2 separate regions of the Homo sapiens genome follow, and region 2 is linked to region 1. A link is a loop called in an ENCODE intact Hi-C map of the cell type or tissue named here. Cell type or tissue: prostate gland. All regions are shown on one strand. Links, peaks and the distances in the headings refer to the core of each region. The heading gives the core; the rest is flanking DNA.

Evidence for each region. A loop is a pair of places that touch in the nucleus more often than their neighbours do. Peaks named below come from ENCODE experiments on the same cell type or tissue, not always from the same donor. Only the 100,000 strongest peaks of a DNase experiment are listed, where the experiment ranks them.
Region 2: a loop joins it to region 1, with 2.0 times the contacts of the local background. A loop is called at or near these places in 1 of 110 quality-filtered maps.

What each region holds. Positions count from the first base shown.
Region 1 is chr16:49,730,825-49,744,977 of GRCh38, reverse strand. It overlaps ZNF423 (zinc finger protein 423), which reads left to right. Exons shown (of 8, transcript NM_001379286.1): 3 at 14,007-14,153. Among named protein-coding and RNA genes, the nearest start is that of ZNF423, 120 kb to the left of the region's middle. RefSeq lists an enhancer at 1-560. In prostate gland, for the core only: no CTCF peak of the experiment used is centred there; a DNase peak (open chromatin) is centred at 11,349; H3K27ac peaks cover 403 bases.
Region 2 is chr16:49,824,475-49,839,404 of GRCh38, reverse strand. All of the region lies in intron 1 of ZNF423 (zinc finger protein 423), which reads left to right. Among named protein-coding and RNA genes, the nearest start is that of ZNF423, 24 kb to the left of the region's middle. RefSeq lists enhancers at 1-119, 951-1,780, 2,612-3,441, 3,442-4,272, 10,478-11,025. In prostate gland, for the core only: no CTCF peak of the experiment used is centred there; a DNase peak (open chromatin) is centred at 6,146; H3K27ac peaks cover 2,970 bases.

The sequences.
Region 1 (14,153 bases), core at 9,154-14,153:
GTAATGGAAAATGAAATGATTCACAGTGTGATCAATAAAAAATTAGCAGCATTTAATAAAAGGTTTCTGCTTCATGTTGACTAAAGAACATCGCCAGCAGTTTGAAATCCGAGTTAAGTGATGGTTTGAGGAGGAGCCTGGGGGTGGTGAGTGGGGTGTGGGGTGTGCGTGTGCATGTAGATCACACTGATATTGGCCATCAGGCAGAGGCAGCCAGGTCCCTGGGGTGGGTCTGGAAGTTTCCTTGGTGCGGTTCACTTGACCTTTGGCCTGTGGCTAATCCCCCCATGTCTCTGCATCTCTTTGCCTAGGAATGTGAATCCAGGGGTCCTAGGCTGCCAAACAGGCCTTGCTGTCACTGGCTGGGGGGTCTGAGTGCAGTCCCCATCAAAACCCTGACCCCGAGCTGGGTACACCCCAACCCCGAGCTGGGGACACCCTGGCTGGCCACATGTGTGCTGAGCGTGGGGACACCCCGCCTGGCCTCGTGTGTGCTGGGCCTGGGGACACCCCACCTGGCCATGTGTGTGCTCGGCCTGGGGACACTCCACCTGGCCACGTGTGTGCTCAGCCTGGGGACACCCCGCCTGGCCATGTGTGTGCTCGGCCTGGGGACAGCCTGCCTGGCCACATGTGTGCTGAGCATGGGGACACCCTGCCTGGCTGTGTGTGTGCTGAGGCTTCTCGGACCTCTGTGGCAGACGTGTCATGCTGCCCAGGCCATTGGCTTTGTTCTGTGCCTTGCTTCCAGAATCCAGGTTTCTGGAGACATCAGAGAATGTCTTACAGCCCACTTGTGGGGCTCCAAACACCCTCTTGGGGACTGACGGGAAGTCGGCAGAAAGCCGGCAGACCTGAGCAAGTGGATGAGGGTAAGCGGTGGGGAGACCCCTGGGGTCTCCTGGAGGAGCCAGCTGCTTGCATGGATCCTTGGAGGTGGGCTGAGGCTGCCACCCTCCTCCAGTGAGTGGGTGCCTAGATGGGGGTTTACTGGGAGCGGCTCCTTGGAATCTGAGTGTACTCCTCCTGGGGTGGGATAGCACGGGAAAGCCACTCCACGAGTCCTGCTCCCTTTTCTCCAGGCGCCACTTCCGTATTCCCTGGAACGTGGCTGCGCACCAGGCTGTCTCCATGCCTGGCAACTGGTTAATTTTTAAAGGCTTTTTGTGGAGCCTCTGCACTGCGACTGGAGGGAGAGGGGGCTCCCCTGGCCCTCCAGGCCCACCTGGAGGCTCGTTGGTAGGAGGATCATTGGTGGGAAGGGAGCTGCTGGCTTTTGGGTTATAATAGAGGCCCTAGAGCCGGGTCTGGGGAGTCCCTTGAGCCCCCTGTGTCCCGGGGCAGCAGGCAGGACCAGGGGCCTGCTTCGGGCTTCATTCCTGTTGTCCCATCCCTCCCTGGAAATACAGACCTGTGGCTGGATCTTTAAATGTCAGAGTGGGAAGGGCCCTTCCAGACAGCTTCTTCAACACATCCTTATTAATCACCTGCTGTGTACCAGGCCCTATGCTGGGTGCTGAGAGGTGGAGAAGGGGGAAGCAGAGTGAACAAAACTGATGCGGACTTGCCTGCCTGGAGCTTGCATGCCCAGGAGACCTTCGCACATCCAGCAAATAAAATCATGAGGACTGCTATGATAAGTGGAGAAGGAGAGGTGCCCAGCGAGCTCCCAGAGCTCACAGGGGAGGCCTGACCCTGTGGGGGTGCAGATTCACTGAGCTGAGACCTGAACGGTGAGGAGGAGTTGGGCAGGTGAACTTTTACACACTTTCTATTTTGACAGTGAGGCTCTTTCTGCAAAGTGCTGCTGCGGGACCCTGGCGTGGAAGGCGGGCGGCAGCGGGGCTCCCTGGGTGTGGAGGTGTTGTCTTAGAGTTCTGTCCTCAGGCCTGCCCCTGGCACAGTGTTGAGCTGCTAAGGTGCATGGTTTTTAAAATTGCTTCTCTGTGGTCCATGCCTTAATTTACAGATGGGGCAGCTGAGGCCCAGAGAGGGCACACCTTGCCCGGAATGCACAGCGATGATGCCTGGCCCCTGGGCTCTGGGCTCTCCATTCACACCGCCTCTGTTTATCCTTGGCTCTGAGCCAAACTCCATTAGCCTGGCCACTGGTTCTGGTTTTAGGGGTACAGATCCCTCCTCTCCCTGCTTTTCTTCCCCTAACCGGGATCCTTTTTTTGCAGCCACAAGGGGGGTGATTTGCGCCCCAGCATCCTAGCCTTGAGTTCTGCTCCAGGACTGAGAGCAATTAGGAGTGTCAGGCACTAGCACTGGCCACAAATTAGCTGGATTTATCGAGCTCCCCACGCTGCCTGACCATCCTCCCTCCCCTGCCCACCGCCGGCCCTGCTCCCCCATCTCCCCCTTCCCAGAGACAAAACATGACAGCAAGGCGAGGGCAGAATGGTCACTGCCTCAGGAGGTCACGAGGAGGTAACAGTGCACAATTTTCATGGTTCCAGGGTGGCTTTGTCTGACTGTTCTTCATTACTGCACGCGGCGAGATCAGTTTTATTAAGATTGTAAGGCTTGGAGGAGTGACACCATTAACTACTTGCTGGAAAAATAAATTTGATTTTTTCTTGCAGGGGGTGTTTGAGGTTTATTTTTCTCCCCCCTGCTTCCCTCCTCCCCTCTTCCCTCCCTCTCATCTGCCTTCTTTTCTTTCCACTCATTCCTGACCCACTGTAGTTGAGAGCTGAGTGCAAGTGTCTGTGAGGTTGGGGAAGCTGCCATCTCTCTTTACCTTCCGGGGATTTTGTGGCAGCTGAGCCCTGCAGGGAGGGTAGAGTCATTCATTCGTGCATGTATGGAACACCCATAAAAAACAAGGTCCTTGTGACCAAATGTCAGCCTGTCCTGGTCATGGAGCTGTGTATGGTTCTTTCATGTGTTTGCATCTAGAACAGGGGCTGGCACATAGTAGGTGCTCAGTAAATGTTTGTTGACTGATTGAAGATGTGGAGGATTTGTGTCTGACATGGTTCCAACGTTTAGGGAGCTCACTGCTGACCAGCGCCTGGTGGGCAGAGACCTGGAGTGAGGTCACCTGGAAAGTGGTCCCATAGGGAGCATCCACAGCATGAGTACCATCCTCATTTTCTAGGTGAGGAAACTGAGGCTCAGAAGTACAAGCAACCAAGGTCTTGCACAAAAATGGACTTGAACTCAGTTCCTGAATCTCTAAAGAAGAGACACTTTCATCACTGCTTAGCTGACTGCTCAGCTGACTGCTCTTTCTGGTGAGGAATGAGCAGATGACCCTGTGCTCTAGGGGCTCTGAGGGGCTCTTGCTGGACACACTCCATGGCAGAGACCCTCAGTGGGTAGCCCCCAGGCTGGACCAGCCCTCCAAGGCATATTGTTTAGCCCATACTGTGTTTCTTAAAACTTGAAGTCAACATTTAGAAATCATCCAGAAATTTTATAGAGAACGGTGGATTTCCTCCTCCTTCTTCTTCTTTTTTTTTTGAGACAGAGTCTTACTCTGTTGCCCAGGCTGGAGTGCAGTGGTGCAATCTTGGCTTACTGCAATCTCTGCCTCCCAGGTTCAAGTGATTCTCCTGCCTCAGCCCCCCGAGTAGCTGGGATTATAGGCATGCGCCACCATGCCCGGCTAATTTTTTATTTTTTTGGGGCATTTTTAGTAGAGACAGGGTTTCACCATGTTGGCCATGCTGGTCTCCAACTCATGACCTCAAATGATCCACCCGCCTTGGCCCCCCAAAGTGCTGGGATTACAGCTGTGAGCCATGGATTTTCTTCTTTAAAAAAAAAAAAGCAGCAGGTGTGTTTGCAGTGCTGACCATCTAGAGGAGTTGAGACCCCTCCCTGGGTGGGCTTCTGTGTGCTCACTCCACACCCCATTCGCTTGTACACTCATTTCTGTAATTTGTGTGGTGGTGGGGGAATTGGAGTTGAGAGCTTCTCTCCACTCGTTATCCGAGTGACTGAGGGGGCTGTCTCAGCCATCGGAGCCTCAGTTTTGCCGTCTGTAAAATAGGTCTGGTGGTAACGTCTCCCTGACAGGGGCTGGGGGTCACGAGGCGAAAGATACAAAGGAATTGGAAGTTCTGGCCTGAAGGAGGCGATTGCCATCACACTGCTAGTCCTTTAGGTTCTAGACTTGCTGACAACTGAAGATACGTTCTCTGGAAGTTTCTAGTCATTTCTGTGGGCCTCTGCAGAGGGTTGTCCTGTATCAGTCCCTCATGGCCAGACGGAGCAGCCCAGCAAGGCTTGTGTGATGTAGCCGAGGTCAGGTTCAATGTCTCTGACGGACCTTGGCTTGAAATTCCATCCACAGAGCCACAGGCACCGATAGGGACACCGGGGTCTCCCCAGACAGCCATCAGGAAGTTGCTTCCTTATTTAAGAAGCCGAACTTGGACAGCAAATTATGTGTTAAAATATTTGCCTAGAGCTCTGCTGCCAAGGGGACCCTTTAGGCTGAGTGTTAAATGTTACCCCGCTGCCTGCACTGCAAATATTTTAAACCTGAAGATAAATAATGGCTGCCTTTTGGAATTTGGGGCCAGCAATGGATGCACAAGCCGAGTGCGGAATTGGGGTTGGTGGGCTCTTTGCCCAGCCCTGGCCACACCCCTCCCGGGGCCTGCTTGAGAGAGTGTTCATGGAGGAGAGGGTTCTTCTCTGTGAGCAGGACCCAAACGAACACTGAATAGAGGCTAAGCCAGGGCTTTGACCTGGTGCTCAGATTCAGAAAAGGCATCTTGCCCTCGGGAACATGTTTTTAGGAAACGTGCAGGCTGTTAGGGTGGAGGATATTTTTTTTAATGAAAAAGAAATGTCGGCGGGGTACAGTGGCTCACTTCTGTAATCCCAGCACTTTGGGAGGCTGAGGTGGGATTACTTGAGGCTGGGAGTTTGAGACCAGCCTAGGCAACATAACAAAACCCCATCTCTACAAAAATTTTAAAAATTACCTGGGTCTAGCCGAGTGCGTTGGCAGGCGCCTGTAATCCCAGCTACTCGGGAGGCTGAGGCAAGAGAATCACTTGAACCCGGGAGGCAGAGGTTGCAGTGAGCCGAGATTGTGCCACTACACTCCAGCCTGGGTGACACAGCAAGACTCTGTCTTGGGGGAAAAAAAATTACCTGGGTCTGATGGTGCATCTGTAATCCTGACTGCTCGGGAAGCTGATGTGGGAGGATTGCTTGAGCCCAGGAGTTCAAGGCTGCAGTGAGCTGAGATCGCATCACTGCACTCCACCCTCGGTGACAGACCAAGATCCTGTCTCCAAAAAAAAAAAAAAAAAAACCAAACAAAAACAAAAAAACAAACGTGTTGCTCCAGGGTAAAGACTTTGGAAATGGTAGGTATCTTCCTGGACCGTTTTTCCCTCAGCCACCTACAGAGGGCGGGCACAAGAACAGTGGGCTTGTGGGTTGTAAGCTGATCACACCCCTTCACGGAGGAGGTGGCTCGCACCTTACTCAGGATCGCACAGTCTGGGAAGGGGAGGATTCACACTTGGACCCAGGACTTTCCTCTCCTGATGGAGTGGATTTTTTTTCTTTTGGTATGCATGGACATTTTCGTGCCTTGCAAGAGGGCCTGTGCCATGACATTCCTTGTCCTCCTGCATCCTCAGGAGCATGTGAGGCCTCCTGCCAGACCCCTCCGGGTTTGACGCCTCCAGCTTTTGTCTGCACTGCGATGCTGCACATGTTGGTTTGAATCATAACCCAGCAGCAAGACAGTGCTTACCAGCTACCATTGTCTCAAGCTGTACTATGAGCCAAGCATCTGGCTTTGTATATATCACCTTATTAAAATTATGTGACTTAATTAAATGAGTCCCAGAGAGGGCAAGTGACTTGTTCATGGTCCCCCAGCTGCTAAATGGTGGAGTGTGGATTTGAACCCAGACAGGCTGGCTTCAGAGCCTGTGATTCTTTTCTGTTTTTTCTCTGTCATCCCCGACAGTCCCTGGAACATGCATCCAGCCATCTGCTGCTTGTATGTGTCATTACTTAATGACTGTCTTTATTTCAACAACTTGGTTCCATCAGCTCCACTGCACTCCTCTACCCCAGTGTCCCGATGGCTCCTGTACAGTTGGGTTCTCTGGTAACCCCTGGATATGCCTAGAATGTGGCGCCTGGTGGTTCTGCTTTCTGCAGGGGTGGGTGGTATGGTCTCCCATCCAAATCTGATTGGGAGAAGAAGTGAGAGGTGGGGAAGCCTTTCCAGGGCTTGCTGGCCTTGCTGGTCCTGCTGACCCCGCTGCCCTCTCACTCTCACCTGGCAGTGTTCCTGGCTCTCTCACTTTCTCCGCTCCACTGGTCTCCCTTCTCCCCTGCACCCTTTCTCCTCCCGTCCATCCCTGCTCTGGCCTCCCCTATCCCCTCGAAACCCCACAAGGCTCCTATATCCCCTGATGTGGAGCTGAGCTGTGTGCCTGTCTCATAGTGGCCATGCATTCAGGTGAGCCCCGCCTCCCCACTGTGAGGTTGGAGAGGATGGCGTTCATGAGATTCAGGCTTCTTTTGGGCCTATGAGGAATCAGAGGCTCAGGTAGGGGACTTGCCTTGGTCAAGGTCACTCATGGTTGGGGGCTGAGGTGTACTGGAGCTAAGACCGGAATCTGGGTCCCCGACCAGCCCCAGCCCTGGATGCCGGCCCCTTACTACTTAGCGTATCCTCTTGGGCATTCATTTATTCATCTAATCACTCATTTGCCCACCCCATATTTATTAAGCATCTTTTCTGTGCCAGCCTTTGTGTGGGCTTTGAGGCCGCCAAGATGAATGGGGTTGGGGAGCACCCCGTATGTTGCAGCAAATGTGCATGTGTTATGCCTGGCACACCGTAGGCACTTAATAAGTATTTGTGGAAAGAATGAAGGAAAGAATGGGTGAGTGCGTGTGATTGTTGACCCTGGTTTGTCGCATGTCTCTCAAGCTCTGTCCTAGGTCTCTCTGTCTCGGGTGCATGGAGGCAGCTCCTGGCCCCCTGCCTCCATCTTGTGGATACTCAGCCATGTGGCCCCAGAGGTGGGACCTCTGATGGTGGCTGGGAGGTTTTCAGTGTGCCCAGGGCTCTCTGCTGACTAGCTGACTCCCGGGACACGAGAGCAAGGAAGAGGCATCCTTCTGGGTGAGTTTCCTTCTGATTCGTGTGCTGGCCAGGGGCCGACATTGGCTGACCCTTTTCTAGCTGGCCCTTGGGAGGGTGAGGCCCTGGTGGCCCTGGCTCATGACCTTGCGAAGCCCTGCTGGGAAGGTAGGAAATGTGCTGTTCTCAGACCTGGCAGCCTGTGGGCAGTCTGGTCCCCTGGGGCCTCTCCCCGTTCCCCTTTTCCTGGCAGTGGACCCAGCCAGCTGTCCCCTGCCCCGTGATTTTGCAGGCATTCCCTTTCTGCCTTTCCGTATAGTGGTTAAGAGTCAGGATCAGCTGGGTGCGGTGGCTCACACCTGTATTCCCAGCACTTCGGGAGGCCGAGGCGGGTGGATCAGAAGTTTGAGACCAGCCTGGCCAACATGGCAAAACCCTGTCTCTGCTAAAAATATGAAAATTAGCCAGGCATGATGGTGCTTGCCTGTAATCCCAGCTACTCAGGAGGCTGAGGCAGGAGAATCACTTGAACCTGGAAGACAGAGGTTGCCGTGAGCTGAGATTGCACCATTGCACTCCAGCCTGGGTGACAGAGTGAAACTCTGTCTTGGAAAAAAAAAAAAGAGTCAGGATCTAGAGTCAGAAGACCTGGATACAAATTCCTCTCTGCCCTTCCTGGCACGTGCTTTGAATGGGCTCCTGAGCCTTGTTTTTTTTTTTTCCTCATTGACAAAGTGGGTGAGTCCATTGCACCTACCTGCAGAATGGGGATATCCATTGTACCTACCACATAGAGTTTCTGTCCTCATCGAAATGGGGCAGTGTGAGTGTAAAATGGTACCAGGAGATGCTCACACCATACTCAGCTCCCCTCAGGGTGTAGGGGAGGCTGTGCCACCTCCCTCTGTCCCTGGCAAGGCCCTCTGTCCCTGGCAAGGCCTCTGCTGCTCCTTCCCTCTAGAGGGCATGGGGCCATCTGTCTTGCTGCACAGCGTTTCTGCAGGGTCCGCTGTCTGCTCTCAACGTCATCATCTTGAATGCAAGCCCTTTCTTAAGGGCAGTAGCTCAGTGAGGTGGGAAAATTCACTACTTTTACTTTATTTTTTGAGACTCTTGCTCTGTTATCCAGGCTGGAGTGCAGTGGTGCGAACACGGCTCACTGCAGCCTCCAACTCCTGGGCTGAAACGATCCTCCTGCTTCAGCCTCTCAAGTAGCTAGGACCACAGGCGTGCACCACCATGCCTGGCTGATTTTTAAAATTTTTGTAAAGATGGGGTCTCACTGTGTTGCCTGGGCTGGTCTCAAACTCCATAGGTTCTCCTGTCTCATCCTCCTAAAGTGCTAGGATTACAGGCGTAAGCCATTGTGACTGGCCTGAAAATTCAGTGCTTTCCAGCGAAACATGATTGAGGTGAAAGGTTTTGTTATTGCCTCTCTTTGCTCATAGAATGTCCCCCAAGTCCATATCTTGGGTTCAGGGAAGCTGGGTTTGGGTGGGTGTGGTGTAGTGGGGTTTCCTGGTGTGGGTGTACCCTCTTCCTCCTGGCTGCAGGAAGAAGCTGGCAGGACAGGGCAACCTCGTCATATGTGAGGCTGAGCCATTTGAGATTGCCAATATTCAACTTTTTTGACCTAAAAAATGGCACCTTTATATGATTCAATCTAATACTTATCGTCAGACAATAAACTGCACTGTGGCCCCTTCCCCTCCTTCTGCCTCTACCTGTGTGGGGATTCAGAGGCCTGCTTTTTTGAAACCAATCAATTAATTCACTCATCCATTCATTCAACATTTATTGAGCCCCTACTATATGTCCCTCTGTATGCCAGGGTTGGGGGAGGTGGCACTGAGCTAAATTAGACACAGCTCCTGCCCTCATGGAGCTTATAGTCCGGTGTGGGGCGAGAAGGTCGGCTATCCATTGCTACGTAACAAACCATCCCAAAATGTAATGGCCTGAAGCAATAATTTATTACTACTTCTCACAGTACTATGAGCTAACTGGGTTCAGCTGGCAGTCTCACTGGGTGTTTCTTGTACAGTTGCAGCCGCATGGTGTTTGGAGCTGCTGTCATCCAAAGGCTTCTTGGGGTGGGATGTCCAAGATGGTGTGCTCCCATGGCTGAAGTCGGTGCTGGAAGCTGGGAGCTGTTGACTGGAGCCCCTATGTGCTCTCTCTCCATGTGGCTTGGGCTTCATATATTATGGCTGCTGGGCTTGAAGGGGGAGTGTCCCAGGAGATGCAGGGGGAAGCTGCAAGCCTCCTTCTGACCTAGCCTCAGAAGTCTAGAATAGCACTTCTGTTGCATCCTGTTGGTCAAGGAGCCACTGAGTCTGGCCAGCCCCGAGGGGGACTGTGGAGGAGAATTCGGTCCCTCGTTATGATGAGGGAGTCAAGGTCTCCCTGCAGAAGGGCAGGTGGGGTGGGAGATATTGCTGTGGCAGTCTGTGGAAAATGCAGCCTGCCAAGGGAGAGAGAAAGTAGACAAATTAGCCCACAAAAGCATGAGTGCACGTGATGCTGAGAGCTCTGACTGCAAAGGGAAGAGAGCCCTGGGGAAAGAGTAATGGGGCCCCAACTTCCGTAGGTGCCCAGGCTGGTGGAGATCTTTGGGAACTGTGTGAAGACTTAACGGAAATCTTCCTGCTGGAGATCAGGAGTGGGAAGCCCTGGACCAAAGAGACTTGGAAGTTTATGGGGTTGAAAGATGACCTTCAAGGCTGTGGAGATGGGCGATAAGTGAGAGAGATCAGCAGAGCCGTTGCTGAACCTTAGGGGCTGTGACCAGGACCCTACATGGGACTTTGAGGGGTTTTACAAACTCCCAACACCTGGCTCAGGTGTTCATTGCGTCTTACTGTGAGGAAACCATGTAGTAGAGTGGTTAAGAGTCACATGCAGTGGGCTTGAAACTCAGCCCCACCACTTCTCTGTGGCCTCACTTAAGCTCTGTCACTTCCCAGAGCTCTGCTTTCCTCACCTGTAAAATGGGGATATGATGACATCAACTCATAAGGTGCCTGCACTTGATTAAGCATTGAGTGCTTAATCAATGCTCACTGTTCTTGGGGCATGCCTGGGCAAAAGGATGCAGGTGTGCACATCAGAAAACAGTTGTCCATCGTGGAAAGCATGAGCTCTGGGAGGTAGGGAATCTTGTCAGCTGGACGGACAGGTCGGCGTTCACAGCACTGGTTCGGTTTCTGTCCCATGCACATGGCCCTGAGGGAGAGGTCCCTGATTTGAAATCCATTTGGCTCGGGCCTTCCCTGAGCGAGCTGTCTTCATGCTGCTGCAGACAGCCCCCAGGAGGACAGGGGAGGAGCCAGAGGGAAAGGAGCCAGCCGGCTGTTTTCGGGAAGCCCTCCCCAGCCCTGGAGGCCTCTGCAGAAAAGCATTGAGCCATTGGCCTTCTCCTCGGCCTGTTGAAGTTGCTTCACTGGGCTCTGGGGTGATTGGAGGAACCAGTGAGCTGCAGTTCTAGCCCAGGTCATTGAAATGAGCCAGCGCTTGTGATGGGACTCACAAGGCAGGGCCAGGTGCTGGGCCTCTGGGCCCTATGTTCTCTGAGTTTGCACAGGTGATGTCCAGACTCAGGACAGGGACCAGTTGAGGGGCCTCTGGGGCTGGACAGAGCAGCACACAGGACAGGCGGAGCTGGGTTGAAGGAGTAGGGAAGGTCCAATCATTCCATCCCCAGGACTTACTGAGCAACCGATCAGGTGGGCCTGGAAAAGAGGAACCCCAGACGGTCTCCAGGTAGGTCTGATGTCCTTGGAGCTCCCTGTTGTTAGAACTTCTGCCTCCTGGGCCTTGGAGAGCTTGGGGCTCCAACAGGCCCAGGGACTTCAGGAAAGGTGTGCTGCTTAATGAACACGTGAACGTGTAGATTCGATCCTGGCATGGCTTTGGGTGGCCTTGCAGAGGCTCAGTTTTCTCATCTGCAAATGGAAAAATAACACCATTTATTCTTTTGTCTTATGGTGAGGTTCAGAAACTCCTGGGCATGAAAGTGCATTGCAAGAGGCAAACCCTGCCTGGGGTGGAGGCCTTCCTGTTCTCCAGCGCCTGATTCTGCTGAATCAGCAGAGGGGCCCTTGGGTCTTCAGGGAAGTCCCACTCCCCAAAACTTCTTCAGGCCCCTGAGTCTTCCCTGTCTTGTGTCACCTCCCTGAGGGCCAGGCTGGGACCCCTTGGGAGCCCAGAGGATGAGGTCCGCGCCTTTGTGTGGCCTGAGCTCGCCTTCGTCTCCATCCCTTTCTGCACAGCCACCCTCCCTTCCCATTAGTAGCCGGCCATAGGGGAGGTGACAGTTGCTTAAAACAGATTTATACTCTTGGATGACTTTATGGGTTTTTGCCTTATAAAAACCTGAGAGTTGACATTCTGATTTATCTACTCCCGAGTCAACAGGATGTACCAGATTTAAAGAGATCAAATACATTGTGATGTTTGTGGTTCCAGTTGTGGATTAGATGAGCTATTATAGAAAGTGCTGCCAAGTAAATACGGCAAAAAAATAACGAGGGGATAATTTAAATATGTCTATTAAATTGTGTGTTAAGTAAAGTAGCACAAGTGTGGTGCTGATTGTAACTTATTATCTGGAGGGTCGGTGTAGTAGATAAAGCCAGAATTATGGCTCTTTTATTTTCCCTTTCTACAGAACATTTTTTTTTTATTAAGGAAAGACTGTAAACGAGGAATTTCGGAGACGGGCACTTGACTGTGTAACCATGGTTGTATGATGACTTACAATATCGAAGGCTCCAAATGATATTTCTCATTTCTTTGCTTTCTATTTCTTACCCTCACTGCAGCGGCAGATCAGATTCCCTGAGATAAATATGCTGCCTGACTTTTAATGGGATTTCTGTATTGCCAGGAGTTGGCGCGTTCTGATAATAAAAGAACCTAAAAACTGTACATCCCTTAATTGGTAAGAAGAGAGATGTTTTGATGGGCCACAAATGGAAACATTGATTTTTACTGCCTCCGCGCAGTTCCAGGCGGCGTGTCGTGCAACGTTCCCCGCCTTGGAAGGAAGCAGCTGGCTCTCCGATGAGCCGATTTGTGTTCCCAGGTTCTTGATGTCGGGTGCTTGGAAGGGCATGTTCTGTGCAGACAGGAGAAATAGAGCCCTTATAACATTATCTGTTTCCAAATTGAAATATTCACAGGACTGTGGTTTCCACCTTGAATTGAGTGCATTCTTTGCTTCGTGTCTGTCTTTCTTGCTTTGGCGCCCGCCCTCAGGGGTTTGCAGGTTGTGCACTGAGCCTTTTCCTGTAACTGTGATGTTGCATGTACACACATGTACATACAGGTGCACATACACGCACTTTTGCATATGTACATATGCTTTCAAAAACACCTTTATGGATAATAAGATCTCTTTCTTTGATTTAAATCAGTGCAGCTAGTTTCCGGATGGGTAAATCTGTTTTCCAGGACAGGCTGTGGGAAGAGACAACACACACTTTTATTTTCCAATCCGAGGGTCTCTGCATTTTAACACACAAATTTTATCCATTGACATTTATTAGGATTACTGATATATTCTGTGGGTTATATTTACCACACGCTTTTGCACTTTGATTTACAAGTTCCTGGTGTGTCTTATTAATCTGTAAGATTGGGGCTGTGCTCCATTACCCACAGTTGTGCAGGGAAGTGAACTAGACCAGGAGTCACGAAGTTGAGCTGAGCCTCTGTAGGGTGCTTGGGCTGTTGCTTCTTCTGGTTGGATGCCAGGTACCTTACCTGTGAGACAAAGCTGTCCCTCTCTGCAGGGGGTTGGATCACATGATCCTTTGAGCCTTCTTTGAGTTTAGGATATGCAAGACTGTGAAATGGGGCTGTGCATATATAATGGTGGCTTTGAAGAAGCACGGAACACAGCACAATTGCAAGGCATCATTATGATTACGAATTCACTTTTCCCTATAGATTAGCCACTCTCTGCACAGTGCTAAGCACAGTAGCTGTTTTATTTTAAAGAAATCAGTGAGATCATTCCACGACTGATTCTAACTGTCTAGGCCTGTACCAGGTCACAGGTGACACTATTTATTTTATTTTATATTTTTTAGAGATAGGGTCCAGGCCCAGGCTGGAGTACAGTGGCACGATCATAGTTCCCCGTAACCTCGAACTCCTGGTCTCTAGCAATCCTCCTGAGTAGGTAGAACTACAGGCACACACCACTATACCAGGCTAATTAAAAAAAAATTTTTTTTTTTTTGTAGAGATAGAGTCTTGCTATATTGCCCAGGCCGGTCTCAAACTCCAGGCCTTCAGCAATTTTCCCACCTTGGTCTCTCAGAGTGCTAGGATTATAGGTGTGAGATTCCATGCCCAGCCTGGATGCATTTTAAGCTTGAGATTCGACCATCCATGGTTCTTCAAACATGTGTACTTCCTTTATTTCAGAGTTGGACATCTTTGCAAAGAACTGAGCCAACGTCACTGCCCTGGGAGGCCTGTTGTGTGGAAGGCGAACTTGGCTAAGAGATCTCCCAGCTCTAAATTGCAAGGCTGTGGGGAAAACTAAAAGTTTAGGTGTGTTAGGAACAGCTGATGGAGGCTTTAAAAAGGTGTGTAACTGAATCTGGTTTTTAGGAGACAAATAAGGTTTTTCACCTCTCCGATGGGTCACGGCCCCCAGCATCCGTGCACAGAGGGGAGATGACAGGAAATCCCCCTAGAAGATTTGCACCAAGAATTAAAGAATCTGGTTGAGAATTATGGCACCACATGCTACAAAAAAACCCCATCTATTAATATACTGAGAGGTGTCAAGGATAATGGACCCCGGGAGGTAGAGTAATTAAATGTATCTTAATAAATGCCGGGCGATTCTTTTAAAACCCTTTCCCAAGACCCCATCAGCTGACATGGACTGTATTCTTCCTGTTGGCAGGAGGCCTAGAAGGAGAGCCAGAGTGCGATCAGAAAACCAGCCGTGCGCTGGAAGACAGGAACAGCGTGACAAGTCAAGAGGAGAGAAATGAGGATGATGAAGACATGGAGGATGAATCAATTTACACCTGCGATCACTGTCAGCAGG
Region 2 (14,930 bases), core at 4,169-9,168, 99 kb before region 1:
CTGACAGATGGGCACATGGGGCCAGGAGGCTCCCACAGCCCGTTACCTCAGAGGCCGGCCCCTCTCCAAGGCATCTAGCCCTTCTCCAAGCCAGGGCTGTGGCCTGAGGCTTGTGGGGTGGGAGGAAGTGTCTGGGTGTGGGGGCCGAGATTTCCAGGACGGGAGGTGGGATCTGAACCCTCCACGGTCCCCCTGGAGTCCGATTGCGCAGTTGCCTTGTAGGATCTGGGTCCTGGGATGAGGGGAGGGGACGGAGAAACCGCGGGGGAGGGGAAGGGGTCAAGGGTCGGAGAGGAGGAAGAAATCCAGGGTGGGGTGGCAGTTGGGGAGGAGGCGGGGAAGAGGGGGGATGGCTGGGAAGAGGCGGGGAAAATCAGGGGAGGGGGCCTCGGGGCTCTTCCCGCCCAGCTACCCGAGGGGAGCCCGGCCGACGCTTGGGAACGCAGCCCCTCCCGGGCCCTTGTCTGCCCGGCCCGCGGGGGCGGCCCCGGGACCCCTTTGAGGCGGCGGCATTGGGAACGCGCTGGGCCGCCCCCCGCGCGGGAGGGCTCCATGGCTGCGGCGCAGTCACTCAGGGCCAGGTTCGGGCACAAAGCGGCCGCGGCGGGGGGCCGGCTGGGAAGGCGCAGGCTGCGCAGCTCGCTCACGCGGCCCGGGTGGGGCCTGGCTTGTTCTGCGCCGCGGGCCGCCCCCCGGCCGCCCGCCCCTCGGAGTCTGGCGCCCTCAGGACTCCTGGTCCCAGGCCCAGCGCTGGGGACGGCGGCGTCGAGCCCACAGCTGGTGCCGCCCTTGGGTGGGCTGCGGGCCCGCCAGCCAGATGTGCGCCTCGGGAGCCCTGGGGCACCGGAACCCCGATCGGGCCTCCGCTTTGGGGTGGGGCTGGGGGAAGGCGAGTGACAGCCGCAGGGCCATTCCCTGGTACATCCTCATACACGTAATGCCGCTGAGCGCACTTCCCAGGTACTGAGGACTGTTCTGAGCACTTAACACTCGTTGATTCATTCAAGGTTCACAGCACCCCTGTGAAATAGGTACGTGATGTGTATCCCCATTTTACAGAGGAGGAAACCGAGGCACGGGGAAGTAAAATAAATGGCCCAGTGCCCCACAGCTAGGGCAAGATTTGAACGGAGGCACTCCAGCCCCAGAACTGTGCTCAGCCCCTGCAAGGTGCCCAGGCCTGCGTGGTGGGCTGGAGGCCTGGCCCCGGGGGTGCAGCTTCCAGTGCATCAGCACGTATCCAGTAAATTACAGATGAAGATTGGCACACAGATTTGAGTCATGATTCTGGGTTTGCCGCTTAAAATTCCTTCTCTGGATGGATCCTTCTTGACTTCATTCATTCACTGGATGGATAGTTCTGAGTTTGTGATGGGCCAAATGCTAGTGCTGGGTCCTTGCCTTCAGGGAGCTTACGGCTTAGTAGCAAGACAGACAATAAAGAGTGAGCAGCTCCCCGGATTGTAATTGTTCATTGAGAGACCGCTCTGGCTTATCTGACTTCGACAAGGTCCTCCCGGGAGGGCACTGCAGAGGAAGTGACGTGACCGCTGGTGTAGGAAGATGAGAGGGAACTGCAGAGGACAGTGGCTAGTCTCCTCTGGCTCTGAACTCATTCACTAGGGCTGCCTCTGCCTGCCTTGGGCCCGCCCCATGTGGGGAAGGAGGGAGAAGAAGAGGCCATAGTCTCTGTCCACGAGGACATGATGGGACAAAATCTGGGGGAGTTTTGAGTGTGACTGTCTGGAGGGGCAGGGGCAAGTGCTGGCAGGCTCTCCTGGAAGGGCTGGAGCAGGGATGAAGGAAGAGGCAGGGTCGGGTACTGGGAGAGATGGCTGGGTTGGGGTGGCATTGCAGGTGGCCTGTTGATGCGTGCACACAGCATGGTGCATGGTTCTTTCTGGGGAGTCCCCAGGGAAAGCCACCGGGGCCTTGTGCTTAAATGACCCCTAAGGTTTGCACAACCTCTGTGCACTGTGTGGTTCCAGAGGCTCTCACAGGCACCTCCAAGTTTCCAGGGAGTAGGTTGTGGGGGTCTGGGGAGGGGTTGTCCCTCTTCATTTGCCAGTTGAGGAAAGGAGTTTCAGAGACGCACACAGCCTTGCCCTGGCTCACACAGCCACGTGTAGCAGGGCCTGTGTCCAGCTGGCAGGCAGGCTGCTCCTTTCCAAGGTCTCCATATCCCATGGACAGGGACCCTGACCCCCAGGCCTCAGCTCGCCAGGGCCCCCTCTGTACATTACTGGGGTGGGAGGTGGAGGGAGATGCTCCATCACTGTCACCCACGTCCCTCAGCCTGGCTTTGCACACTGAGCTGCCCCCATCCCCCAGACATCAAACCAGGCCAGTGAGGAAACAGTTGCTCCAATGTGTCCCGGCGTCCACAGTCCACTTTGAATTGGGAATCTGAGTGGGCTTTATTCTGAATTTCCTGTATCTGTTGGCTCAAAATACCTATTGCTCAGGCTCTCCCAGGGGAATGTAGAGGCCTGTCCTGGGTTCCCAGGGTCTGAGCTCATTTTCCTACTGGGACGTGTTGGACAAGGTTGGGCCTGGTCCCAGACCTCTCTTTGTATCCTGTCCTGCCTTCTTACTAGTAGGAGAGTTCCAAGCCTGCTCTTGTGGAGAGAGGTTCAGTGGGGGAGAAGGAGCATCAGGAGGGGATAAGGGCATTCATGGGGAGTATTTACTGAGGTTATTGTGCGTCCAGGGCTCTCTGAGGGCTTCCTGCACGTGTTCTCATGAATCCCCTCTGCAGCCCTGTGAGGTTGGTACCATTATGTTCGCCATCCTGTGGGTGAGGCAGCTTTGAAGGTCAGCCTGAGGTCCAAGGTCACATGTCACAGTGAGGCTGCCCCATGCCTGGTGCCTGCCTGAGTAACTGCCAGGGTCACTGTCTACACACCTGGTGAGCCAGCACCATGCCGGAATCTTCTCCCAGAGCTCCTGGAGGCAGACTGTAAACTCTGAGGCTGACAACACCTTGATCCCCCGAGACCCAGCTGGTGACTAAGTCCCCCTTCCCTCCATGCCAACCCCCTCCCCCACTGGGCCTGCTCCTGAGGCTCACTTGGGAGAGAAGCAGCTTGGACAGGTTGGAGGTGGAGGATGTCCCAGGCCAAGTCCTGGGACATTTGAGACAGGTGGTGGGCAGGGCTGTACTTGCTTCCTGATTTTTTGGGAACTGCACACCCAGCAAGGTTCAAGGCCTGGCACAACTAGGCCAGCACCTCTGTTCTGCTAGGTGCGAAGTTGGAGGTGTTTGCTGCATTTAAGGTATTTAGGCTGGGGGGGTCCTCCTTTCTACTGTGTTTTCCCCACAAGGCCCCAGGAGTCCAGTTGGCTCAGCTAGGAATCTTAGCTGTGGTTGTCGGGGTAGGTGGCCTTGCTGAGGGATTCAAAACAGGGCCCTGTCCTCTGGGCCTCTCTCTGTCTCCACCCAAACTGCTCCTTGGGCCCAGGACCTGGCCTGGAAGCCTGCCTCTTCTTCCCATCAGCATTTTCCCCGGGGCTTAAGTTGGAACCTGTGGGTGTGTGCCCCTCCTGGGCCCCGTTTTCCCGGCTGCCTGTCAACTGGCACCAACACCCGGGAGCAGCAGCTCCTCTTCCCCTCCCTGCTGAAACCTTACTCCCAGGCACCGGACCCTCTGCATCCTCTGCCCCCCCACCACCTCCTATGCAGGCTTCCTGGAACCTGGGGACCCTGGAGGTTTCTGGACCATATCGAGTTGCTTGGGTGGTTGCGTCCCTTTTTTTTGGGCCATGCCGGGTGGGGGAGCTGGGAGAGAAGCTGATGATTGGGTCAGGCCCAGCCAGGGGTGGAGGCTGCCCACTGGCCCGCATCTCCCCGGAGCAGACTGTGGGCCCCCAGCCCTGTCTCTGAGGGGTCTGTGGCCTGGCTTCCCTTCCTGGCTAGGGGGCGTCGCTGTTTGCCATTTCCTGCCTTCCTCCCTTTTATTTTGCACCAGGTCCCCCAGGAACGCCTCTGCGGGGATGTGGGGCCCATGCTCACCCTTCTTCCCGGTGATGAGGCCTGACTTGGCCTGGCACCGCCACAGTCCTGCTGAGTCTGGGCCCAGGATGGGGTTGTCTGTATTCTTCTCTCCACCCTCCTCAGACCCCACCTCCCGGCTGGACAGCTGGGCTCAAGGCCAGGGCTGAGCCAGGGGGCCAGCACTGATTGAAAGTGCTCCTCACAGACCCCTTGGCTGGGGGCCCATGGGGTGTGGGGGCTCTGGAAGAGGCTGAGGGCCTCAGAGAAGAGGGAGCCCCCCAAGGCCAGGGGGTGGGAGAAAGTGAAGGACTGACTTTCTGGGGCAAGAGCCAAGGCTCAGCCACCCTGGTGTTAATCCGGAGGTGATTCTGAGACTCCCCCCAAGGCCTCAGCAGCCCCTCTGCCGCTCAGCCCTGGCCCCCCAAGGCGCACTGCACACATGGTTTTGCTTTTCCAGGCATCTTCCCCTGGTCCCCTCCCCCTGGGTGCCTTCTCAAGCTCCTTGGCCCCTCCCCCAGCCCTCCTGGGCCCCCTCCTTCCTCCTTGACCCACTTTAGTCCCCTGTTGCTGGGGGAGGGGAGCGCACAGCCGGCGGCTCTGATCCTGGCGCTCTCCCCCAGCATCCCCTGGGGCGGGCTCTGGATGGAGCCTGCAGGCTGAGCCGGCCCGGCCCCAGGGACTGGCACACAGCGTGCTCCGAGTGGCAGCCACCCTGCCCCCTCCGTGGACAGACAGTTCTGGACAGCTGCCCCTGCCCGGGCCCCTGGGAAGCCCTGCCAGGACCAGGCTCCGGTTTCCCCCAACCCCAGGGAGCAGTGGCTCCAGAGGTCCCTCCTACCACCGCCTCCTTGGCGAGCGTGCTTCCCAGAGGGGACGCAGGGCAGGGCCCAGCCCTGGCCTCCACCCATTCTTCCCCTAAATCTCTGCTGGAGAGGCTGGAGCCGGGGTCAAATCCTTTGTCTGCTGTTTATCTGTGTGACTTGGGGAACTCCACCAACCCTCTCTGGGCCTCATCTGTGCATTGAGGGACTTGGAGCAGATAGCTAACCTCCATCAAACACGCCTGTGTTCCCAGGACTGCTGACTACGTTTAGGGTCTCTTTGTATTGTCACAGCACTGTGTTCATGCTGTCTCAATCTGTATTTTCATGATGAGGCAACTGAGGCACCGAGAGAGGAAGTCACTTGTTTGAGGTTATATAGGCTGTATGTAGTGGAACTGCAGGGCCTTAAGCCCAGGCAAGCCTGATGAGATGATTTTTCTTCGCCCTAACATCCTCCAATTGATCCTGACCCTGGGGCTGTTAACTCTTCAGGGACAACCGCCCAGCCCACTGAGGACTTGGGATCTTCACTCTGTCCTGCTCGGGTGTTGGCTGGGTCCCCAAGCCTGCCGCCTGCCCTGTGACAGGCTGTGCGAAGCCAAGGCCACTGCCCGCCCCAGCTGGGAACTCGCTCCATCCTGAGTTCCAGTTCTGTGGTCCAGTGGCCTGACCGAGTACAGGAGCCAAGTGCAAGAGCCAGGATCCAGGAGCGGCCTGGAGTTTCCACCTGCCCTCCCTGCCCTCCCTGCCCACCCAGCCCTGCTGCCCCCCTGCACATGCTCCCCTCCTCCCTTCCCACGAAATCCCTGAAAAACAAGTATAACATATACAGTGGGAAGGTCCTGAGGGGGCTGTTGAAATTTGGGAACCAGTGCTTCCCTAATCTCTGCATTTTCTGTCTTTTCCTTCTTAAGCCTTGACATCTGTCCGTCTTCTGGGAACCTTTTCATTTCACCATCATTGTCTTGCCGAATAAAGGAGGGGGTGGGAGGTGGGAGGGGGCTCTGGGAGCGAAGTCAGGACATCTTTTCTTATTTGCCTAATTTCCTCACTCGAATGTGTCTTGTGATTAAACATTTTCTTAGCGAGCTTGGTTAGGGCCAGGCTGAGTTTCTTTTCATAAACATTGGCAAGTGAATTTAACAGCCCTGTTTGTATTAGCTGGAGGTTTCATTTGCATAGTGATTGTTCTTAGGAAACAAAATAATCGCTTGCAGTTTATGAAACTGTATAAATACCGGGGTCTGGAGCTGGGCGCATGCGTAGGCCTTTGCTCTCGCACGTAAATCCATCCTGTTTGGGGAGGAAATTCAGGCTCCAGGAAGAGCCAAGTGCTGAGGGTTTTCTCTGCGGAGTGGTGTTCCCCTGGCTGGAGTCCTGGGCTCTGGGTGTTGCCTGCTGGGCGGAGCTTGTGAAAGCGGATAAACCTCCCCAAGCTTGTGCGTGGACCCCAGTTCCAATCAGGGTCCCATGAGGGGCCAGGCCTGGTAAGGCTGGGCGAGGAGGAGGGTTGCTCACCTGAGCGCCCACTCCTTTATGTTGCCCTTCCAACCTTTTAGATGAAGGCTGCGAACTGGAGGCTGGAGGCTGAGTGTTGCTCACAGATGTGTTTTGATTGGCTTGCGCTGTGTTTGAAAGAAAGAAATCAACATTGAGAGATTGGAGATGTCACAGAAAAAAATCGGAGTTCTTGCTTCTGTCTCCTAAGCAATGGGTAGATCTGGGACTTCAAGGTCCCCGTTTCAGGCTTGGCTACCATCCTGGGGCTGGGGGTGGTGACTGCTTCTGTAGGTGGGCATGTCTCTTCTGTCCATCACAGTCCAGACCTTGGCTGAAGTCACTCATTGATGTCCCTGCCTGGCCCCTGGGGAATTTAGGGTCCTGCTTGCAGTGGGTCCTCTCAGTTCACCATGTGCCCTGTAGGCTTGAAGTCAGCGATTCACCTGGCCCCTCGGGTGCTCTGTTCTGACCTGTCATAACTGCTCCTGCATCTTTTGGCTGTACCCTTCCCCCTCTTGCCCCACTCAGGACCTGCCTATTTGAGGAGCGCCTATTTGAGGAGCTCTTCCTGGGCCTTCTGGCTTTGCCCCAGTGGCTGTGAGTTCAAGCTCTCCTGATGTCCATATTGGCTGGGGGTGGAGATATGGACAGGGAGTCGCTTTGCGAGGTCACACCCTCATTCCCAGGAGCTTGTCTTTGCTCAGAACATTCCTGGCCTTTTCCTCAGCAGATCTCTCTGGGGCCTGCTACCCCAGAAGACAGGCATTTCATGAGCTCAGAATCTGTTTTTCAGACTCAGGCAGCATCGCCGCCCAGCTCGGTCAGCTGGCTTGGCCCGATTTTGGAATCTACTGGAGTTAAGTGGGCCCAGAATAATACCTGTCCATTAAGGGAATGGTTTGACAAAGCTTCAGGGCTGGAGTTGGATTTCTAGCTAAGGAATGATGCCTGCCCCACACCCCAGATGACCCAGCCTTGGTGGCCAGGGCCCTCGGATATTTGGTGCCTTTATGGAGCCTCCACTTTAGAGGAGGAAAAGTCAGAAGCAACAAAGAAAGCAGGTGAAACTGATGAATACTGGCATCTTCCTTTTTTTTTTTTTTTTGAGATAGTCTTGTTCTGTCACCCAGGCTGGAGTGCTTACTGCAACCTCTGCCTCCTTGGTTCAAGTGATTCTCCTGCCTCCGCCTCCCCAGTAGCTGGGACTAGAGGCACGCCCCACCATGCCTGGCTAATTTTTTTTGTACTTTTTTTTTTTAGTAGAGATGGGGTTTCGCCATGTTGGCCAGGCTGGTCTGGAACTCCTGACTTCAGATGATCTGCCCACCCTGGCCTACCAAAGTGCTGGGATTACAGGCGTGAGCCACCGTGCTCAGACTTTATCAATAATTTCTTCACTGTGCAGCGCTCTTCCCTGTAGTCTGGGTGTCCCAAGTGTCCCCTGGGAGAACAGCTCCTGTTGATCCCTTTGTGCTTCCAGGCCTTCATCATGGACTGCCTTGGGAAGTCACTGGGAGTTTCATGCCCTGTATGGTGGTCTCATGCTGTTCTCACAGCAGCTCCAGCTAATAGTTATATTAGTTCCGCTTTATAGGTGAGGAAACTGAGGCTCTGCGGCCCAAGGTCATACAGCTGCCCGAGGTCACAAACCTGGTAAATAATTGGAGATACTGGGATTTGATCTGCCCTCTTAACCCTGACCCTATATGATTTGTTTCTCCAATTATAAAATAGGGAAAATGAACCCATTTCCTAGGGTTCTTGAAGACAAAGATAAAATAAGTAAAGAGAGATTTACAAAGATAAAATGAATAAAGAAAGATTTCACTGTAGAACATGGACTCAGGCGCTTTGAGGTTTCTTTAACTCTTTATTTCTGGGTGGTGTCATTAAGCATAACGCTTTGTTCTCTTCTCCCCCTGCCTCAGTCTTCATGAGCTGTACTTTGACCATGTCACTGCTCTGGCTCTGGCCAGGTGTTCCCCCTCACACCCTGAGGTTGTGAAATTCCCCTGGGGAGAGGGTTGCATCTCTGATAGTTGGAGCTCCTCTTGGCAGGGAGCGGTGCAGAGAAACCTGCAGGGTCTTCTGGAAAGAGGAAGAGCAAGCAGTCAGGTCAGAAATTCAATTTTGGTGGAACTGGCTGGCTGACACAGGATTGTATCACCTGGGATGCTTCGAGCTGCAAGATGTGCAATCCAAGTTCGGAAAAGCTCAAGCATGAGGGGCTGTGAGATCTCCTAGGATGAGAAGTGTGGAGGAGTGTGGCTGCAGAGAACTTAGCTGAGCAGCTCAGTACTGTCAGCAGAGATCGAGCTGCCTTCTGTCTTTATGCTCTGTCCTGCTCAACTCATTGGCTGGTGCCCTCGGATTTGTCTCCTCATGATGAAGAAATGGCTGCTGTGGTGCCAGACATCACCCCCCGACACATCAGTGTCCAAAGACCAGGAGAGAGAAGCTCCCTGACACAGGCCTGTCTTTAGGGGAAAGATACCTCTCCTAAATGTCCCCATGTTCCCTCCCTTGTATCTCACTGTGTTGACAACGGCATCCCTTGAACATCCTGCACCAATCTCAGGCCAACATACGGAGCTCCCTTTGGAGTTAGTGAATCTGGGGATGTTCAAGCAAAATTTGAATTAGGCCAGCAAGAAAGAAGGAGGGGGAAAGGCTGCTGGGGAGCACCCAGCACTGTCTGGGGGAGCTTGTGTGAGCGGCTGTCTCTTCCCATGCAAGGTTCCGGAGCATCTCCCTCATGTCATGGGAGCTCTCCCTCACATCTCATCAGTCCCCCGGCCTCAACTCATGTCCTAGGACTGTGCCGTTCTTTCCTCTGCATGGCTTTCCCCGTGACTGAGACTCTTCCTCTGTACTAGCCTGCCTGGCTCCTTCTCCTTCTTCTGGACTCAGGTTCAATGTCACCTCTTCTGCGCGGCCTTCCCTGACCCTTCTCCCAAAGTGGGCCCACTGCTGTTACTGTCTCTCTCTTGCTCTTTTTAATGTCATGTGAGTTGTTCTCAGTAGGAATTTATTGATGTATTCACTTGTTTACAGTTCCTTCCTCAGTGGCCGCTCGACTGTCCCCGGACAGGGGCCAGGTTTGACTTGCCCACTCTTGTGTCCCTAGGCTTCAGGAGAAAGGGTTAGTGGGATGGAGAAGGGATTCACAGTGCCTGGCATGTAGTTGGCATTTAGGAGATATTGACTGAATGAAGGAGCCGCTTGTCCCCCATCTTACCTGAATTCCTGTCTCTTTTTTCCTGTTTCTGTCCTCCTCTCCACTGGAGCCCCCACATTTCTTCTTGTTCTTTGAGGAAGAACAAGAACTTCTCCATGAGCCCATGGAGCTGACTTCTCTTGACAGTGTTGGGATTGCTGGCAGGGCTTCTCCAAGGGCCACTTCTGTGAAAAAATCCAATCTGGAGGTAGGGCATGCAGTGGTGAACCTGTGCAGCGGAGTGGGCTGAGGAAGGGAGTCTGGACACAGTTCAGCCGCCTTCCTGGCTGGTAGGTGCCCGCTGAAGCCAGGGGGCAACATGGATGCTGGTCTGGACATCTGGATCTGACCCTTTCTGCACAGGTTTGGTCACTTTGCTCCAGGACAGTTTTTATTTTTGCATTTTTATTTAGAGACAGGGTGTCACTTTGTCACTCATGCTGGAATGCAGTGGTGTGATCATAGCTCACTGCCACCTCCAACTCTCGGGCTCAAAGAAGGAGGGCTCGTTTACACTGCTGGGGACTCCCTCTGTCCATGAGATAGTGGGATCCTTCCATTTCAGGGGTATCTAGCCCAGCCCACTCCTGGGAAAGCAGTTCCGTTGTGAGGATTGCCAATGCCAGATTGTAAGGCTGATCTGGGAGCCAGTTGGTCATTCTACACAACACAGAGGTGGAAAGAGTTGGCTGTGATTCCTTCAAGTTTAACAAGCAATCTGAGTAACTGCCTGGAATAGCCGGCTTGACCATCCCCAGGGCTCAGATGACGTGGGTCTGGGGACAGCCACATGATATGGGTGCTGCTGCATTGTTGGTGTGGGACTGGGGATAGAGGAGAAAACGGCTTGCTCTGGCTGGGTTGGCAACATTGGAGGGTGAATGAGGGCCCAGCGGGAGCAGGGATCAGACCAGGAGGCGAGTGGAACCAGGCTAGAAAGGGTCTTGAAGGCCACAGGCCAGCCTGCCATGAAGCCTCCCTAATTTGAGTCCTCAGCCTGCCAAAAATACGGTTCATTCTCCCTGGGGGTAGAGAAAGAGCCTCCCTGGGTCTCCAGACCTCTCCTCCATAGCCGGTTGTGGGACAGATGATGGCCTTTCTGCGTGTGCGTGGGCGGGACTGTAGTGTATGTACAAGGATCCACACAGGACTCGCCTGGAGCATGGCGCCCGCCCAGGGGCTCTTTGGGGAATTTGTTGGCTGCAGTGTGAGTCTAATGAGCAAAGCATTTGGTGGTGGGTCTGTGGGTTCCCCAACAGGGTTTGGTCTCCCCAAGTCCCTCAAAGTGGAGCTGTTTAAGCTGGCGGAGTCTTTTCTAGGCCCCTGCTGTTGCTTTTAGGGAACTTGCTTATGTTATGTTGCCTTTTCTTTTTCAGTGGGAAGTGTCGGTGTGAGTAATTATATATATTTTCACAAACTCGAACTATGCTTCATTTAAACTTCTATAAACATGTCTGTGTAATTCTAATTAACTGCTCGCATAAAGCCATCACAAGTTACATGGGGAAATGCTCATTTGCCAGACTGTTGCCTAAAAGCCAAGGAAAATATTATGTTCTTCCAACAAACGGACTATTCATGTAGACTGTTACCAAGATAAACAGGAGATATTTGAGGACAAGTGAGATTCTAAGCAGCGATGGCTGAGCCTCCCGTAAGTGGTGTTATTCAGGGTTGGCAGGGTGGGTGGCTTGATTGAGTGATAAATGCTCTTCAAGAAAAATGCCTGAATTTGGAATGTGGGGTCAGGACCCTGGAGATGGGCCATCTGGTGGTGCTCTTTGGGCAGGAGGCCACTGTGAATTTCGTGAAAAGTCTGAATCGGAGAAGAGTCAACGAAATGGCTTGCACTTGTACTTCCAGGAAGTTCTTTTAGCAGTTCATACTAGGGTCACTAAGAAAGTGTGTAAAAAGAGATTCTTGGGGCTGCTTTAATAAATGTGTAAGAGTGATTTCAAGTTAATCATTCAGACTGGGCATGGTGGCTCACGCCTATAATCCCAGGGTTAGGGGATATTCTACCCCCAGAAAAAGAATGGAATAGCTCTTTCTCTACCCCCACTGAAAAAAAAAGGCAACATAACAATTTTTCCGGAGGCCGAGGCAGTAGGATTGTTTGAAGCCTGAAGTGTGAGACCAGCCCAGGCAACATAGACCCTATTGCTACAAAACATAAAAATGCAAAAATTAGCCTGGCGTGGTGGCACATGCCTGTAGTCCCAGCTACTCGAGAGGCTGAGGTGAGAGAATTGCCGGAGCCCAGGAGCTCAAGGCTTCAGTAAACTATGATTGAGCCGCTACACTCCAGCCTGGGAGATAGAATGAGACCCCAACTCAAAAAAAAAAAAAGTTAGCTGTTCATTCATTCATTCTTCCATCCAATCAAGTATTACTGAGCGTCTGTCGTGTCCCAGACTAGGTAGGGTTCTTGCTGCTGCAGTGAGAAACATCCAAACCCCTGCCCTCCTGGAGCTGATGTTCTGCTTGTTGTTGTTGGTAACCAGACAAGGAAGTGAAATGTATACAGTTTGTCAGAGACGAGGGCTCAGGAAGACAAGGAAGGATGAGGGGTGGGGGAACTGGTGAAGACTGTCTGGTGTGTTTGAGGAGGGATGAGGCGGGGGCCTGCTCTGTGGCTGGAGGCTGGAGCGAGCAGGTGATCGGGAGAAGTGGGTGATGAGGTCAGATGGCTGACCTGGGCCGGGAGATGTATCTCTTTTATTTTATGCGGAAGATGTTTCTGAGCTGCTTGGCAATTATATTTTTTAATATCTTTTCCTTCACAGAATGGTAAAGTCCTTAAAATGTTGCAATACTTGCTCAATTGCAGCAGATAAGAATACTACACAAAACTATAGAGAAGAAAATCAAACCCTCCGGAATGTCCCCCTGAAGAGGACCACTGTTGCAGCGGGGACCCTCCTTTCAGGCATCCTCATTTTATCATGTCCCTTTGCTTTCTTCCCCAGTGGCCTTTTCAAAGGTCAGAGAGAAATGCTTAGTCAAACCCCTACTTGAGTATCACAGGTGACTAATTTTGGGATCGAAGATTAAGGAGGTTTTGTTGCGTCCTTAAAGAACTTGGAATTGGAGTCCAGGTAGTTTTGGTAAGTCATCAACAGCTGGAAAGAACTGTCGGAAAGTGACTCACTTTCAGGCTGATAGTTCTGTGTAGAAAACATTCCCTGTAATGGTGAACATGTATTGATTCCTTCCTGCGTCCCAGGCACTAGACATAAGCAGTCCCTATTCAGTTCTTTCGATTCTCACAGCAACTCTATGAGGTTGGTGCTGTTATTCTTATTATCACAGGCAAGGAACAGGGTTAGGGAGGGTAATGACCTTCCCCAATCACACAGGTGGTTAGGGACTGGGACCTCAACATCAGAGTCCTGGCTCTGGGCAGGAGTTAAGGTTGAAGATGCCATGAATCAATCCAGCCTGACTTGTTCCCCTTCCCCTTAACTGCATTTTGGGTAGCCCCTGCTGCTGCGTGCCCTGGCCATGTTGAGAGCTTTGCCTCTCTCATTTGCTCTTAAGAAAGGCATCTTGGAAGGTTCTCTTTGAGTCCTCTGGGCTGGATTGACCAGAGACAGATGTAATAATGCACATCAAAGCCCATCCCTGGCATGTGACAGCCCTTTCTTTTTTATTTTTTGAGACAGGGTCTTGCTCTTTCACTCAGGCTGGAGTGCAGTGGTACAATCTCCGCTCACTGAAGCCTCGACCTCCCGGGCTCAAGCAGTCCTCTGGCCTCAGCCTCTTGAGGAGCTGGGACTACAGGTGCATGCCACCACACCTGGCTAATTTTTGTATTTTTTGTACAGATGGAGGTTTCACTATGTTGCCTAGGCTGGTCTCGAACTCCTGGGGTCAAGAGATCCACCTGTCTTGGCCTCCGAAAGTAATGGGATTATAGGCGTGAGCCACCACACCTGGCCAGCCCTTTTCAATAAGCAAGAGATTTTATTATTAGTACATTCTTCTGAAACCTTGTTGGTCCCTCGGAAAGGGCCTGGAACCGCCTGTGTCTTAGGGGGCTGGATGGATTAGGTCTGGATGTTATGGTCTGTTTCTGACCACTTCGTTCATTCACGCCCTCGCTCATTGATATTGAGGTGTGATTTTTCCAGCAAGAGAGTCCCCTGGTCTCAAGTTTCCGGAGGCACCCACTACAATCTAGATTCCAATTAGCTTAATTGCTTCATATTAGACTTCTTAGAAAAGATTTTTTTTTTCTTGCTGATGGCTGCCTTTCCAGGAATGTCTCCCCCACTGCCTTCCTTCCTGCTTCTTCCAAGCTTGTTTCTTTCAACTTTATTTCTCTGGTACTGACCTGCACCTCAGTCCTGTTAGACCCGGTGCCATTGTGTCAGTTTACATCTGAGAGGCCAAAGTGACACCAGGAAAAAAAAAAGTATATATTATATATATGTATGGAGAGAAAGAGAGAATGGGAGCTTATATATCCCATGTATGTAAAATTACATGTGTTATTTTTAAATAGAAAATTTCTTTTTAGGGTGTGTGTATGTTTCAGTGAAAGAACTGGACACAAAACCTACCCAGAGTTCTGACCCTATCTCTCTTCCTTTTGCCATCAACACCAGATTTTTTAAAAAGTAATTTTCAACAACCAAAGGAAACAGTTACATCCTGATTGACACACAGGATGTCGGAGCAGCATTCTTGCTGTTAAGTGATCAGGATTTCAGCCAAGGGAATATAATGAAATCCACATAAAAATTTATTTACCTAATGAAAATCCTGGAGTAATGCATAAGTGGTTCTCTGATAATAAAATGCAAATCTAAAACTATAACCAGGAGGACAATAATCTTCATTAAATGTATTGTCTAGAGGAAGCCTGTGACATCTACTTAACAGTGATTTGATTTGTTTAGTAATTTCCACGTAATATTTAAACTTTATTTCGAGTCTTAAAAACCAGCCCACGAGTTTCTTTTGCATCAGAGAGGAGGGCAGCTGCTGGTGGGTGGAGGTGCCCGCCCATTGGATTCTCAGGGCCTCTGCTTACGGGGCACCCTGGAATCTCGTCCTTTTCTGGGCAGCGTGGCATTTGGTGGAGAGGCGGGGTCCAGGAAGGGAAAGCAAGGGGTCAGGTTTCCTTCTGGAGTGAGACCCAGAAAAGCTCCTGTTCTGCAGGAAAATGGCATTTGAGGCTTAGAAAGGCTTGGAGATGGGAAGTGACTCGCCCAAGTTTATCTTGGAGCTCTGGTGGTGCCCAGGTCTCCTGGCTCCCCACCCAGTGCTCCTGCCTTCCTGAAATCTGGCCAGAGCTGAGGATTTGAGTGCCACTCTCCTGCCACTCAGGCTCTGTGTAGCATCTCTGTAGCTCTCTCTCCTGGCCTGAGACCACTTAGCAACAGCACAC